3 separate regions of the Homo sapiens genome follow, and regions 1 and 3 are each linked to region 2. Evidence: chromatin loops called from intact Hi-C (ENCODE). Cell type or tissue: psoas muscle. All regions are shown on one strand. Region 1 overlaps ARHGAP23 (Rho GTPase activating protein 23). Region 2 holds the start of LOC124903991 (a long non-coding RNA gene). Region 3 has its middle 14 kb from the start of ARHGAP23.

Region 1 (5,000 bases), 140 kb after region 2:
TCCCATGTGTCCCCAGCGCGTCCCCTTAATCGTGGCTGCATGCTGTCGCATTGTGGAGGCACGAGGGCTGGAGTCCACAGGCATTTACCGAGTGCCCGGCAACAATGCAGTGGTGTCCAGCCTACAGGAGCAGCTCAACCGCGGGCCTGGTGACATCAACCTGCAGGATGAGGTGGGTGAAGCTGGGGGGTCTGTGGAAGAGGGGCTGAGATGGTGTGTGGGTGGTGCTCCGCTTGGAGAGTTCTGTGGTCTATTGTGTTGCATGCATTGTGCCCTATGACATGCCCGGCATTGGTCCAGAACACCAAGATGGGCAAGATGGGACCTGCCCCCGCTGGCCAGCCCGGGGATGGGCATCACCCCAGGCTGAAGCTGACCAAGTAAATGCAGTCATGGCCTGGGGAGCTCTGAGGCAGAGGCTCACAGATGGCAGTTTTGTCCGAGTGTTTAGGATGAGTAGAGTTCACCAAAGGCCGGTGAAAGCCAGGTGAGGGCATTCCAGGCAGCAGAATGGCCTGCTCAATGGTGTAGACGCGGAAAGTGTGCCAGGAGTCAACCAGCTTTCTCTGTAGAAGGCAGAGGGTAAATATTTTCTGCTGTAGTTTGCTCTGTTGCGTTCCCCCCTTCTCTTCCTCCTCCTTCTCTTCCTAATCCTTTAACAACGTAAAAACCATACTTAGCTCAAGGGCCATCCAAAAGCAGGCTGTGGCTAGATATTGCCTACAGACCATGGTTTACAAACCGCCGGCTTAGAAAAAGGGGAATATATGATGTTTTCTAGAATGGCCAGCAATTTGGGTGGCTGCAACATGGAAAGAGAAGTGGCTGATCAGGCGAGATGAGACCAGCCTGTGAAGGGATCTGCAATCACACTTAAGTGTTTCCAGCAAGGCCGGCGATTCTCAAAGGGTGTTCCCCAGAGTCCTAGGGTTCCCCAGAGGGGCCTTGGGAGGCCAGGGGCAGGTCAGGACCCCCTGTCCTTGCTAGAGCAACCCTGCTTTGCCCTGTCTGTTGTACTGGGTTTTCATGTACAATTTTATTTGCCCAAAGGGGCTCTGATAAAAAAGATATTTTGGAAAACCGTGAACGTGGGCAGTGATGTCCCACGAATCACACACGTGAAGGCTCATGGAATACACAAGTCTTCCTGTCCTTGGAGAATGAGGAGCTGAGACAAGTGTGTGTGAAATTGTGGACAAGAGAAAAAGATGATCTCTCATCAGGGACCACACTGTGATGAGGAAGGAGAGGGTGCTCAGGCTGGAGCAGGTGGTGGCTGGAGGGTTTGAGTATTGGAGGAATGAATAGGAGGGGGCAGGTGGACGGGAAGCCTTTCGGGGTGTGAGACGATGGCATTTTCCAAAACCCCAGCAAGGGCCGGGGAGGGCTTGAGGGTTAGGACAGAGAGTGGATCTACCTCCTGGGCTTGGAGGTGGGGAGGGTGAGGCCCCAGGGGGACAGAGAAGGCATTTGATGGCTTCACTGAAGACTTCGACCTTGATCTGATGGACAGTAGGGAGCTTCTGATGGTTCTTAAGCTGGGGAGGCATCGTGAGAACAAAGTTCAAGAAACAGTAATGCTCCTGCTCATGTCCATTGGATACGAATGCGGAGGGCAGGGGTCTGGGGAGAAGTCACTGATCTATGGAAGCGCTAAGTGTCGGGAGGACTTGGTGGTCTCAGGGGAAGGGGGAGGATGGGAGCAACCCTAAGAGTTGTCTGCATGAGAGGGAGGAAGGAGGGGCGAGGAAGAGCCGCATGTTTGAGCTGGGGCTGGTGGTATCTTCCCTTGGCAGAAACCAGGGAGTGGGGCAGCGTGAGGAGAGGCGGAAGGGAGGGGCCGTCTCAGGGAGTGGCTCCATTGGATTTGGGGTGTGGAAAGTCCCTTGCATGGGGTGAGGGCATAAACAGGCGCTATATTGAGCCTGGACTAGAGAGTGGCATGGGTCCTGCTGCAGCTGAGGCATGGGATGACCAAGGGTGGGCCGCAGAACAGCAGGGGCCACGCTCTGAGTGGGACAGAAGGAGAGGGCCGCCAGTGAGGCTGGGGTGAGGGCAGACACTTCACTCTGGAGGAACCAGGAAGCACTGGCCAGGGCATTGGGTTTGGCAGCTGGGAGATGAGAGGAGCTCACACCTGAGGGCCAGGAGGTAACGGAGTCGGGTGGGCAGGAGCCGCACTGGGTGTGTGTGAGATGAGGGGGCCATGCTGGCAGGCAGCTGGTCCAAGCCAGGGCCAGCTGGGGGCATACGAGGTATATTGGGTGTGTTGTTTTGTCTTGGATATCATTGTGTCATTTGTTGTGGGTCGTGCTGGGAGTAAGTGTAGTGGGGGATGAATCTAACCCCTGGTGAGCCTGTGGGGAGTGTATTGTTTATGGGATTGTCTGGCATTAAGCTGTGGATCCATTGTAATGAGTGTGTGTACTGCTGTACTGTGTCTCTTTGTTGGGGGTATTAGGTCGCTTTCTGGGCCTGAGTTATTCTGAGCCATTCCCAGCGAGGCGGCTGTGCCCAACTTGGTTGCAATGTGGGGTGATGGTGCCCCCTGGAGGACAGAAGGGACAACGACCCGGCCGTTAGTTCTTGTACTCGACAACCATTTATTTTAGAGTAGGGTTTCTCAATCTCAGTGGACATTTTGGGAAGAACAATTATTTGTTGTGTGGGGTTGTCCTGTGCACTGGAGGGAATTTGACATCATCCCTGGCCTCGATCCACTAGATGCAAGTGGCACCTCCCAGTTGGGAAAATCAAAATGGCTCCAGACATTGTCAAATGTCCTCTGTGGGTGGAGTGGGAGTTTGGGGGACAAAATTGCCTCCTTCTGTTAGAACTACTGATTTAGGGCCATGTAAGTACCAGGTTAACTGTCCTTGCTAGGTGATAGGAGCACAGTGGGAAATGAGACAGACGGGATCCTGTCTCCTCCTGGAGCTTACAGTCCTGCAGGGAGACAGGCATGAACACGGAAACAAAAGCAGAAAATAATGACAAATTGGGTTAAGCGCCAGGAAGGAAACAAAGTCAGGGCTGGGGTGCAGGTGACAGGGCAGTGGTGAAGGTGGCTGCTTTAGCTATGAGGGTCAGAGAAGGCCTCTTTGAAGAGCGACTTTTAGGCGGGGATGAGGAGCCAGTTGTGTGGAGGCGGGGAGGAAAGTTCTGGTTGAGGAAACCAGCACATGCAGAGGACCTGAGACAGGAAGGAGCCGGCACGAATGACTGCTGTGTCACGGATGCTTAAACTGTGCCCAGTGGAGGCAGCAGCTGCCACTCACTGTCTCCCCACAGTGCCTGGGACTTTCTGTGCATGGGGAGGTGTTGGAGCCCACGCACTGGCAGGAGCAGGGAGGGGCTGGGGCCAAGTGTGAGTGTGGGCACAGGACCTCTCTGGGGACTCAGTTCTGCTGCCACCATCCTGATGAGTAGAGAGCTTGGTCTAAGTAGGTCCCAGGGAGGGCCTGGTGGGCTTGATTGGGCTCTGGGGTGAATGATCGTGGAGGCATGGGCATCGGGCTGGGCCTGCCTGTGCCTGACATCTGACCCCTCCCCCAGCGCTGGCAAGACCTCAATGTGATCAGCAGCCTGCTCAAGTCCTTCTTCCGAAAGCTGCCCGAGCCTCTTTTCACTGATGGTGAGTAGGAGGTGGAAGTGGGGCGGGGAGGGGACACCAGTCCGTGCCTCACCCTGACCACTACTTTTGCATTTGGTTTGTTGGTTTTACTCTTTTTTTTTTTTTTTGAGACAGTCTTGCTCTGTTGCCCAGGCTGGAGTGCAGTGGCGCAATCACGGCTCATTGCAGCCTCAAGCTACTGGGCTCAAGCGATCCTCCCACCTCAGCCTCCTGAGTAGCTGAGACAGCAGGTGAACACCACCACACCCAGCTAATTTAAAAGTTTTTTTTCAGAGATGGGGGGAGTTTCTCACTATGTTGCTCAGACTGGTGTTGCACTCCTGGGCTCAATCAATCCTCCTGCCTGCCCCAGCCTCACAAAATGCTGGGATTACAGGCATGAGCCACCACGCTGGCTTTTTTTTTTTTTTTTTTTTAACACAAAAGCTTATTTAAAAAACATAGATTGTACAGATGTGAATGAAGAAAACAGCACAGGACCCTGTGAATGTCCTGCTCCCTTTCACGGGAGGTTGTGGCTAACACTTTCTGAGCATTAGAGTGTGCCAAGCACAACTCCCTACAGCAACTCCATGAGGAAGGTGCTATTGTCTTCCCTCTACAGATTAGGAAACCAAGGCTCAGAGAAGTTTAATGCCTTGCCCAAGGTCGCACAGGTTGTAAATGGCAGAGCCAGGATTCCACCCCAGGCGTCGGGCACCGACGGGCTTTGGCCGTTTGCTGAACTGCTTATTCACAATCTGTTGTGTTTCTCTCCTGGCCCTCTTATATGCATGGCAGAGATACACACGTGCCTGCGTGGGGTTTGGATTTGGGTGGGTTCAGGGGTGTGCTGGCAGATGTTTAACATCTGTCTCTGGGGGAAAAAAGCCCTAATGCCTAGCGTTTTCCAGCTTCCATGGCGTAAATACTCCTACCATGGTTTATTTCAAGCCACCAACATGATGTCACCAACATGGAATTGGGAAGAGAGGCACACAGTCGCTCTCAGGAGCTGGTGTGAGCGGGCTCCAGCACACCGCTGGTTGAGTTGTTTTTAACAAAAGCAGAGTTGTAATTCTGAGATTCATTCGTGTCAGTGCAGAGAGCTCTACCTCATTCTTCTTTTAAATCAGCCACATAGAATTTCATGGTTTGAATAGACTACAATTTCTTTAAGTACTCCTCTATTGATGGATATTTAGGTTGTCTTCAAATGTTTGCTATTACACAACCTGTTGCAATGGCTTTCCTTGAATAAGTCCTTGCACGCCTGGATCTGTGCTCTCTAAGGAGATTCTTAGATGTAGAATTGCTGGGTCAAAGTCCCGGTGAACCTTTCTGAGACCAGTGTCAATTGCACTCTGAGAAAGAGGCCCTGGTTTAG
Region 2 (5,000 bases):
GAAGACAATAGTAACTTATCATGAAAAGCTTCTTGGGAAAAAATGTATTAAGTTATTACCATGAAAAGCTTCTTGGGAAAAAATGTATTAACTAACATTTGTATAGCACTGTAGAATTTATTAAGTACCTTTACACGTAAGTTTTCATTTAATTCCCCACAATAGCCATGTCAAGGGGGGATTATTACTGACCCATTTTAACAAATGAAACACGGGTTCGGAGATGTTTAATTATTTGCGTTTGCTCATATATTCAGAAAGTGGCATGATTAAGACTAACTAGACCAACCACAAAGTCCAGAGGGACAGGGATTGTGTCTGTCTCATTTATCACTGCATCCCCAAACCTAGCCCACCGTTGAATGACCAAATGAATCTCAGAACTTCTTTAGATTCTTTATCATTTTTTTGTTTTGAGGCAGGGTCTCGCTCTATCACCAGCCTGGAGTGCAGTGGTGAGATCATGGCTTCCTACAGCCTCGGCCTCCCAGGCTCAAGTGAGCCTCCCACCTCAGCCTCCTGAGTAGCTGGGACTACAGGCATGTGCCACCACACCTGGCTAATTAAAAAAAAAAAAAAAAAAAAGGCCGAGCACGGTGGCTCACGCCTGTAATCCCAGCACTTTGGGAGGCCGAGGTGGGTGGATCACGAGGTCAGGAGTTCAAGATCAGCCTGGCTGGCCAGGGGCAGTGGCTCACGCCTGTAATCCCAGCACTTTGGGAGGCCGAGGTGGGTGGATCACGAGGTCAGGAGATGGGGACCATCCTGGCTAACACGGTGAAATCTCATCTCTACTAAAAATACAAAAAAATTAGCCGGGTATGGTGGCAGGCGCCTGTAGTCCCAGCGACTCAGGAGGCTGAGGCAGGAGAATGGCGTGAACCCGGGAGGCAGAGCTTGCAGTGAGCCGACATCGCGCCACCGCACTCCAGCCTGGGCGACACAGCGAGACTCTGACTCAAAAAAAAAAAAAAAAAAAATCAGCCTGGCCAAGATGGTGAAACCCGGCCTCTACTAAAAAATACAGAAGAATTAGCCAGGCATGGTGTTGGGCACTTGTAATCCCAGCTACTCGGGAGGCTGAGGCAGAGAACTACTTGAACCCAGGAGGCAGAGGTTGCAGTGAGCCGAGATCGCACCACTGCACTCCAGTCTGGGCAACAGAGAGAGACAACGTCCCCCCGCCCAAAAAAAAAATTGTGGAGATGAGGTCTCACTATGTTGTCGAGGGTGGTCTCAAACTCCTGGGCTCAAGTGATCCTTCTACCTTGGTCTCCCAAAGTGCGAGGATTACAGGTGTGAGCCACTGTGCCAGACCTTAAATTCTTTAAGTCATCCTTCATAAAAGTTTTTAAAACTAGGACTCTATCTCTGTAGGGACCTTTTTTTTTTTTTTTGAGACAGGGTTTCACTCAGTCACCCAAGCTGGAGTGTCTATCACCCAGACTAAAGTGCAGTGGCACAATCACGGCTCACTGCAGCCTCCACCGCCAGGGCTTGCTTAATGGATCCTCCCACCTCAGCCTCCCAAGTAGCTGAGACTACAGGTGCGTGCCATCATGCCCAGGTAAATATATATATATATATATATATTTTTTTTTTGGCGGTGGGAATAGAGATGGGGTTTTGCCTTACTGCCCTGGCTGGTCTCAAACTCCTGGGCTCAAGTGATCCGCCCACTTCAACCTCCCAAAGTGTTGTGATTATAGGCGTGAGCCACTGTGCCCACCTTATTTTCTGTTTTACTTTTTTGAGACAGGGTCTCTCACTCTGTCACCCAGGCAGGGGTGCAGTGGCATGAACACAGCTCACTCCACTTCTGACCCCTGGGCTCAAGTGATTCTCCTGCCTCAGCCTCCTGAGTAGCTGGGATTACAGGTGCACGCCACCACGCCCAACTATTTTTTTTTTATTTTTTGTAGAGACGAGGTCTCACGACATCCTCACAACATTGGGTCTCTTTGTTGCCCAACCTGGTCACAAACTCCCAGGCTAAAGTGATCCGCCTACCTTGGCCTCCCAAAGTGCTGGGATTATAGGCTTGAGCCACCACGCTCGGCTGAGGACCACTTTTATAGTGCTCAGTGAAAGAGGTATATTTAAACATAAAATCAGCTCAATAAACATAAATTTGGCAGGGCGCAGTGGCTCACACCTGTAATCCCAACACTTTGGGAAGCTGAGGCAGGTGGATCAATTGAGGTCAGGAGTTTGAGACCAGCCTGGCCAACATGGCGGAACCCTGTCTCTACTAAAAACAAAAAAATTAGCTGGGCCTGGTGGCATGCGCCGGTAATCTCAGCTACTCAGGAGGCTGAGGCAGGAGAATTGCTTGAACGCAGGAGGCAGAGGTTGCAGTGAGCCGAGATCATACCTATGCACTCCAGCCTGGGAAACAAGAATGAAACTCTGAGGCCGGGCGCCGTGGCTCACGCCTGTAATCCCAGCACTTCGGGAGGCTGAGGCAGGCAGATCAATGAGGTTGGGAGATCGAGATGAGCCTGACCAACATGGAGAAACTCTGTCTCTACTAAAAATACAAAATTAGCTAGGCGTGGTGGCGCATGCCTGTAATCCCAGCTACTTGGGAGGCTGAGGCAGGAGAATCGCTTGAACCTGGCAGGCAGAGGTTGCAGTGAGCCAAGATAGCGCCATTGCACTCCAGCCTGGGCAACAAGAGCAAAATTCCGTCTAAAAAAACAAAACAAAACAAACAAACAAAAACACAAAAGAATGAAATGCTGTCTCAAAACAAACAAACAACCCCCAACACAAATTCAAGTCCTACAAATGCAAAGATACACCCTCTTTGCTTGGAATTTAACTTTCAATGTTTTTTCCAGGATCTGGGCTACGGAAATGGACAATTATGGAAATGGGAAAAGTCTACCCCATGGCTTGCCCTGCCTTAGAAAGAGCTCGCGTGTGTTCCTCTGTACCTCTGTGCACTCCGTGCAAGTAGAGATACTCCAGATAACCCACACAGTCCTCTTCTCCCACGGCCAGGAAAGCAGCTGGACAGCAGAGGGCGATGAAGAGCCAGGGACCTTGCCTGTAATCAGCTTGTAATGGGCTCTGAGGCCAGAGAGTTTCTCAGAGAGAAAGCTGGGGATCTTGGGTAGTCTTCTTAGGCCTCAGGTGTTGTGTGATTCTATAGCAATTTCTCTTCTTTTATTCATTTATCTATATAGAGACACGGTCTTGCTCTGTCACCCAGGCTAGAGTGCAGTGGTGTGATCACAGCTCACTGCAGTCTCCACCTCCTGGGCTCAAGCAATCCTCCTGCCTCAGCCTCCTGAGTAGCTGAGACCACATCTGGGCACACCACCATGCCTGGCTAATTTTAACATTTGTTGTAGAGCCAGAGTGTTGCTATGTTGCCCTGGCTGGCCTTAAACTCCTGGCCTCAAGTGATCCAAGACCTGCCTTGGCCTCCCCAAGCGCTGGAATTACAGACGTGGGTAAACATGCCCCTCTCAATCGCTCTTCTTTTCTTCAGAAACCTGAGTGACACCTGAGAGGCAGCCAGGGGAAGAGAATGAACTATCTGGAGTCAGAGCTGGTTTTGATTTTCACTGCATCCTTTTGAATTGAGTGACTTTAGCTAAATAACTCACTGAGGTTTACTTTGTCTCTTTATGTGTGAGGAAAGATAATTAATTCTGTTGTGCAGAATTTGTCTCAGGAGACTCTTACAGGGCTTAAGGTTGAACAACAATTCCAGGCACTGTCCTTGGCACTGGAGAGTCCCCAAGGGGCAAAAAGCAAACATGGCTTCTGCCCTCATAGAATTTACAGTTTTGTAGGGAGGACAGCTTTTAATCAACTGACCCCACAGACAGATTGCAAATTACACCTGCGCAAGTAAGTGCAACAAAGGAATGATCTCAGAGCCTGGGGAGGAGGAAGGGCCCAGGCAGGGAGATTTCCCTAAGGTAGTGAGGAGTGAGTTCAATCTGAAGGATGAGTAGGAGTTTACTAAGCAAAAAGAGAAAAGTCTTGCAAGAAAAGGGAATAGCTTTTCTTGCCCACATGTATGGGAGCCTGCCGCAAGGTTGATGGGAATGCAGGGAACAGAGAACAAGGTGGAGCTTAGCAGGGGATGTGGCTAGAGAGGCAGGGGTTAGATCACACAGGGGTCAGATCACAAGATCACACATTAGCCTAAGAACAATGGGAAGCCATGAACAATTTTAATCACAGGCTATGAACACATTTCCATTCTGAAAAGGTCCCTCTGGTTGCAGGACTCAACCCTCCACCCTCTTCCCCTCAATGCACCCTCAGGTATTAGAAGTCACTGAGTTCTGCAGCTGATCCTTCCTCCTTTTCCCTTGCATCTCTCAATATCTCCCACTGGGACTATTTCAATGGGCTCCCTGCCTCCAGTCTCACCTCCTCCACACAAAAAGCTTGATCTTATTTGATCCTCACAACATGCCTGCAAGCAAGCAAAATTGCAATCCTTATCCCTGTGTAAAGATAAGAAGGCCGGGCGTGGGCGCGGTGGCTCACGCCTGTAATCCCAGCATTTTGGGAGGCCAAGGCGGGTGGATCACCTGAGGTCAGGAGTTCAAAACTGGCCTGGCCAACATGGTGAAACCCTGTCTCTACTAAGAATACAAAAAATTACCTGGAGCGAGGCAGGAGAATTGCTTGAACCCGGGAGGCAGAGGTTGCAGTGAGCCAAGATAGCGCCATTGCACTCCAGCCTGGGCAATAGAGAAAGATTCCATCTCAACAACAGCAAAAACTTAATGTGTTGTCTGTAGCCGTTACATTATGAATAGCACAAAAATTGAGTAAATATTCTTCCAGTATTTGAAACCGTTTTCTGACTCAGCAAAGAAGTTGCTCCCATCATTGACAATCCAATTAAGTTTTGTCTTTTTCAGTTTTATCAACCAACATTCACCTTTACAATTACACTCCTAGGTCAACTGCAATCACAGTTTGGCTACCCATATAAGAGTTTGGCAAAAATCAATGAAAGCATTCTG
Region 3 (5,000 bases), 66 kb after region 2:
TTTCTGGGCCCTTATTCTGCAGATCCAGGGATGATGGGAGAACGGGAGAGGCTAGCTGGATTTATACTGGGAGAGAAAAGTAAGAGGAAATGGTAATGGCTGAGCTTGGGGGACATTGAGAAGGTTTGGAAATGGGTAGGAAGGTCTTTGGCAACAGCTGTCCTGTGTGTGAGACCGATAAAGTCAAGATGTTTCACTATGCAGTGGGTGTCATCTCTTGGTGCCTCTTCTTCCCCATGCCCTGGTATTGAAAAACCTGATATATGGGTCCGGCGCAGTAGCCCACGCCTATAATCCCGGCACTTTAAGAGTCAGGAGTATGGGGAAGGCATGGTGGCTCATGCCTGTAATCCCAGCTCTTTGGGAGGCAGAGGCAGGTGGATCACCTGAGGTCAGGAGTTTGAGACCAGCCTGGCCAACATGGTGAAACCCCATCTCTACTAAAAATATAAAAATTAGCTGGGCGTGGTGGTGGGCACCTGTAATCCCAGCTAATCAGGAGGCTGAGGCAGAAGAATCACTTGAATCTGGGAGGCGGAGGTTGCAGTGAGCCGAGATCGTGCCACTGCACTCCAGCCTGGGTGACAGAGGGAGACTCGGTCTCAAAAAAAAAAAAAAAAATAGAGAGTCAGGAGCATTGCTTGAGCCCAGAAGCTCAAGACCAGACTAGGCAATATGGCAAGACCCCATCTCTTTTTTTTTTTTTTTTTTGAGATGGAGTCTCGCTCTGTCACCCAGGCTGGAGGGCAGTGGCGTGATGTCGGCTCACTGCAAGCTCCACCTCCCGGGTTCATGCCATTCTCCTGCCTCAGCCTCCCGAGTAGCTAGGACTACAGATGCCCACAACCACGCCTGGCTAATTTTTTGTATTTTTTTTTAGTACAGACGGGGTTTCACCATGTTGGCCAGGATGGTCTTGATCTCCTGACCTCGTGATCCACCCACCTCGGCCTCCCAAAGTGCTGGGATTACAGGCGTGAGCCACCGCGCCCGGCCGGCAAGACCCCATCTCTAAGAAAAAAAAATAAAAAATTAGCTGGGCATGGTGACATGTGCCTGTAGTCCCAACCAATTTAAGAGACTGAGGCAGGAGGATTGATTGAGCCCAGGTGATCAAGGCTGCAGGGAGCTGTGATTGAGCTACTGCACTCCAGCCTGGGTGACAGAGCAAAACTCTGTCTCAAAACAAAGAAAAACCTGTCTGGATACGGGGCAGATATGTCTTTGACTGGGATCCCATACGGCTCTGGACATGTTAAACGCCGACTGCATGTGGAGAGCGGGCTCTGTGTCTTGCTCATCTTCTGGGATGACCCCCATCCCCCAGCCGAGCACATGAAGGGATACCTGTGAATGTTTGCCAAAAACCATGGAGCAGGTCAGAGGCAGAGCCAGGCCAGGAGGGAGGTGGCAGTGGGGAAAGGTCTTCTAGGCTGGAATCACCTTTGGGCCTGGACCGGGGAGCTCCCATATTGGAATGGGAGTTTATGTGGGAACTGTTTTCAGCAAATGCTGGTGGGGGAGACCGCAGAATGCATTGTGGAGTCTGGCGGAGAGGCTTCGGGGATGGTGCCGTGGTTCTCAGCCAGGGCAGAGGCTTTGTGAGCTTGAATCACTTAGACAACATTTTCACATCTCACTCCCAAGACTAAGACACCCTCCTAGAATCTCAAGGGGTTGTGGGGGAGAGCGGTGGTGAGGATAGCAGATGAGACATCTCAGGGGCATCCACGGGCTCTTCGCTTCCTCCCATGCTCCTGCCTGCCTGTTAAGACTCCTGGGGAGGGCCTGGCCCAGGATTTGCTGACCCAAGTTTGAGTCCCGGCTCTACTGCCTGCTCGTTTTGTGATCTTGGGCACTTTATGCTTTTTTGGTCTGTTTCCTCCTGAGTTTTATTTCCTACCTCATGTGTGAGTAAATGAGACATGTGTGTAAAATGCCTGGTACATCTTGAGCACTTAATAAATATCCACAAAAGCCTGCGCGACATAGCAAGACCCTGTCTTCATAAACAGTAAAAAATTAGCTGGGCATGGTGGCGTGCGCCTGTAGTTTCAGCTACTCAGGAGGCTGAGGTGAGAGGATCGCTTGAGCCTGGAAGGTCCAGGCTACAGTGAATGGTGATGGTGCCATTGCACTCCAGCCTGGGCAACACAGCGAGACTCTGTCTCAAATGTGTGTCATCTCTCTCTCTCTCTCTCTCGGCACTGATTATGATCATTATTATTATTATTATTATTTTTGAGACAGGGTATCTCTCTGTCACCCCGGCTGGATTGCAGTGGCAAGATCTCAGCTCACTGCAACCTCTGCCTCCTGGGTTCAATTCTCCTGCCTCAGTCTCCTGAGTAGCTGGGATTATAGGCGTCTGCCACCACGCCTGGCTAATTTTTGTATTTTTCGTAGAGACTAGGTTTCACCATGTTGGCCAGGCTGGTCTCGAACTCCTGACCTCAGGTGATCCGTCTGCCTCAACCTTCCAAAGTGCTGGGATTACAGGCGTGAGCCACCGTTCCTGGCCCCATGATCATTATTATTAGCGGGCTTTTTTTTTTTTTTTTTTTTTTTTTTTGCTGGGAGAGGGAAAGAGTCTCGCCCATCACCCAGGCTGGAGTGCAACAGCGCTATTGTAGCTCACTACAACTTCAAACTTCTGGGCTCAAGCCATCCTCCCACCTCGGCCTCCCAAAGTGCTGGGATTACAGGCGTGAGCCACTGTGCCCGGCCCTGTTAGCAGTATTTTGAAAACTAGGATTGAGATTCTTTTTGCCAAAGGCAGAGGAAGAATGAAAAGCTCCTCTTACCGGAGGCCGCAGAGGAGCGGGCTGTAGGGAAAAAGAGAGGAGGGAGCTTCCAGGTGGGGAAGGGCCCGGAGGCTGCTGGTGGCCGCGGGCAGAGCTGGGTGAGTCATTGGGCTTCTCCTGCCACCTAGTGGCTCCTCAGGGCTAAGCCACCCTGCTGTTCCCTCAGGTCCCCTCGGTGGTGGTGGGGTGAGGCCGCACTTAAATATTCCTAAACACGGTGTCTCCAGTCCTCTTCTGTTAGCCCATTAAACGCCCTGCCCTTTCAGGGACCCTGGCCCATGAGGCATCCCTCACCTGGCCCTGGTGTGTGGGACACGACCCCCTCCTCCAGGTGGAGGGAGAGCGAGAAGCCTTTGTTCTCCTGGCTCCGGGGCAGAGTTGGGGGGCCGAGGCGGACACCTGGGGACGGTGGATGCCACGTTCATGCACCCCGCCCCCGCTTGCTTGATGGCTGCTCATGGGAGAGACTGGGGCCCGGGACCATGTCCGTGTCTGCTGCGGGTTCTAGTTAATTCTATAAATAGGCACTATTTTGTGCAGGGTCCGGGTTAGGGCTCTCCTGAACCTTCCCATCTCACCTTCTCGGAGGACTTTGCCTTTTTGTCTCCAGTATGGAGAGGGTGCGGACAGAGACCGGCCGCCCGAGGCCTGAGAGCCGGATGGGGCCTCTCCTCATGCCCCTCCCTCTGAGGAGGCTGCCTGGAGTGATGGCCTGGTTGCATCATGCCCTACTCCTGCCTATTAGGTGGCTGTGACTACTGGGGAGGGGTCTGGCCCTGGGTGAGGGGCTTCAGGAGGAGGCTGAGGGTCCTCATGAAGGGGCCACACGTTGGCTGTGAATCAAGGTCAGGCGTCCTGCCCTGCTGCCCACTGCCCTCCCCGCCCCTGACACCCACTTCTCTCTCGGGGCCCTGCAGCCTCAGCTGCACCAGGCCAGGATTGCATCATTCTTGGCTTTGTTCTCAGAGCAGCAGGTGCAGGAGTGGGGCCTGCCACCCGCCGCCCCCCTCCTTCCCTCTCATCTCCTTCCACTCCCTCCTGGGTAATCCCCCTCCTTCCTCCCTTCCTAGGCCCATGGCACCCCGGGAGTTGTCTGCCTTACCCGTGGCTCTTAGCTCCCTTTCTACCTTCTCCCTGTTCCCCAGGGAGCCCTGGAGGCTACCGAGGTGGAAGGAAGTAGACTGGGGGGCAGGGATGAGCACCAGGCTGGAAACCGCCATTCTTCACCTCTAGCCCCCAACTGGCTGAAAGCAGGTGCCACCCGCAAAGGGAACACCCGGTTGTAGCCAGGGTATAGCCTCCTAGAATTTGGGGACAAGGTCAGAAATCGTCACCTGCTGAACTAAAACTAATAATAATCAACATAAAATGAATTAATTCAGCCCTTTGTAGAAGGCACTTAACTTTTTTTTTTTTTTTTTTTTTTGTGAGATGGAGTCTCGCTCTGTCACCCAGGCTGGACTGCAGTGGCACAATCTCGGCTCACTGCAACCTCCGCCTCCCAGGTTCAAGAATTTCTCCTGCCTCAGCCTCCCTAGTAGCTGGGATTATAGGCATGTGCCATCACGCCCAGCTAATTTTTTGTAATTTTGGTGGAGACGGGGTTTCACCTTGTTGGCCAGGCTAGTCTCGAACTCCTGGCCTCAGGTGATCCGCTAGCCTCGGCCTCCCAAAGTGCTGGGATTACAGGCGTGAGCCACCACACCCTGCCGGTGCTTAACTTTTATTGATCACTTCTGTGCCCACCAGTAGACCGAGCATTTTAGACTCACATTCTCATGTCATCTTTCAACAGCTCTGTGAGGTGGTGCGGTTAGCATGTCTGGTTTACAGATAAGGGAGCTGCAGGGCAGAGAGGTCAGAACACTTGCCCAAGACTGCGCGAATATTAAATGGCAGGTCTGGGAGGTGAGTCCTGGTCTGCCTCCCTCTTGAAGCCTCTGGAAGAGATGGTTGGAAAATTCGATGCTGACCCACCCGGAACATTTTTTTTAAACCCCTAAAAGATTGTTTTTGGCCAAGACACTCATCAAGAGATAAGTATCTTATTTTAACTTTATCAAAGAGATAGAATAAATAACAAATATCCATGGAAGCCTGGGCTACATACTGAGACCCCGTCTCTAAAAAAATAAAAAATTAGCCAGGCATGGTGGCATGCACTTGTAGTCCCTGCTGCTCAGGCTGAGGTGGGAG

The links. Peaks named below come from ENCODE experiments on the same cell type or tissue, not always from the same donor. Only the 100,000 strongest peaks of a DNase experiment are listed, where the experiment ranks them.
Region 1: it touches region 2 in a loop (4-fold over the local background); 33 of 110 quality-filtered maps call a loop at or near these places.
Region 3: a loop joins it to region 2, with 7 times the contacts of the local background. A loop is called at or near these places in 107 of 110 quality-filtered maps.

Annotation. Positions count from the first base shown.
Region 1 is chr17:38,482,507-38,487,506 of GRCh38, forward strand. It overlaps ARHGAP23 (Rho GTPase activating protein 23), which reads left to right. Exons shown (of 24, transcript NM_001199417.2): 16 at 17-172; 17 at 3,556-3,634. Among named protein-coding and RNA genes, the nearest start is that of ARHGAP23, 57 kb to the left of the region's middle. RefSeq lists an enhancer at 1,984-2,505. In psoas muscle, a CTCF peak has its summit at 2,549 (motif pointing left); a DNase peak (open chromatin) is centred at 2,535; H3K27ac peaks cover 448 bases.
Region 2 is chr17:38,346,285-38,351,284 of GRCh38, forward strand. It overlaps LOC124903991 (a long non-coding RNA gene), which reads right to left and starts at 4,712. Exons shown (of 2, transcript XR_007065738.1): 1 at 4,634-4,712; 2 at 4,175-4,441. In psoas muscle, a CTCF peak has its summit at 3,031 (motif pointing right); a DNase peak (open chromatin) is centred at 3,017; H3K4me3 peaks cover 157 bases; H3K27ac peaks cover 1,029 bases.
Region 3 is chr17:38,411,967-38,416,966 of GRCh38, forward strand. No RefSeq gene overlaps it. Among named protein-coding and RNA genes, the nearest start is that of ARHGAP23, 14 kb to the right of the region's middle. RefSeq lists enhancers at 1,870-2,804, 2,805-3,740, 3,620-3,914, 3,741-4,675. In psoas muscle, a CTCF peak has its summit at 2,937 (motif pointing left); DNase peaks (open chromatin) are centred at 2,925, 3,675 and 3,745; H3K4me3 peaks cover 1,021 bases.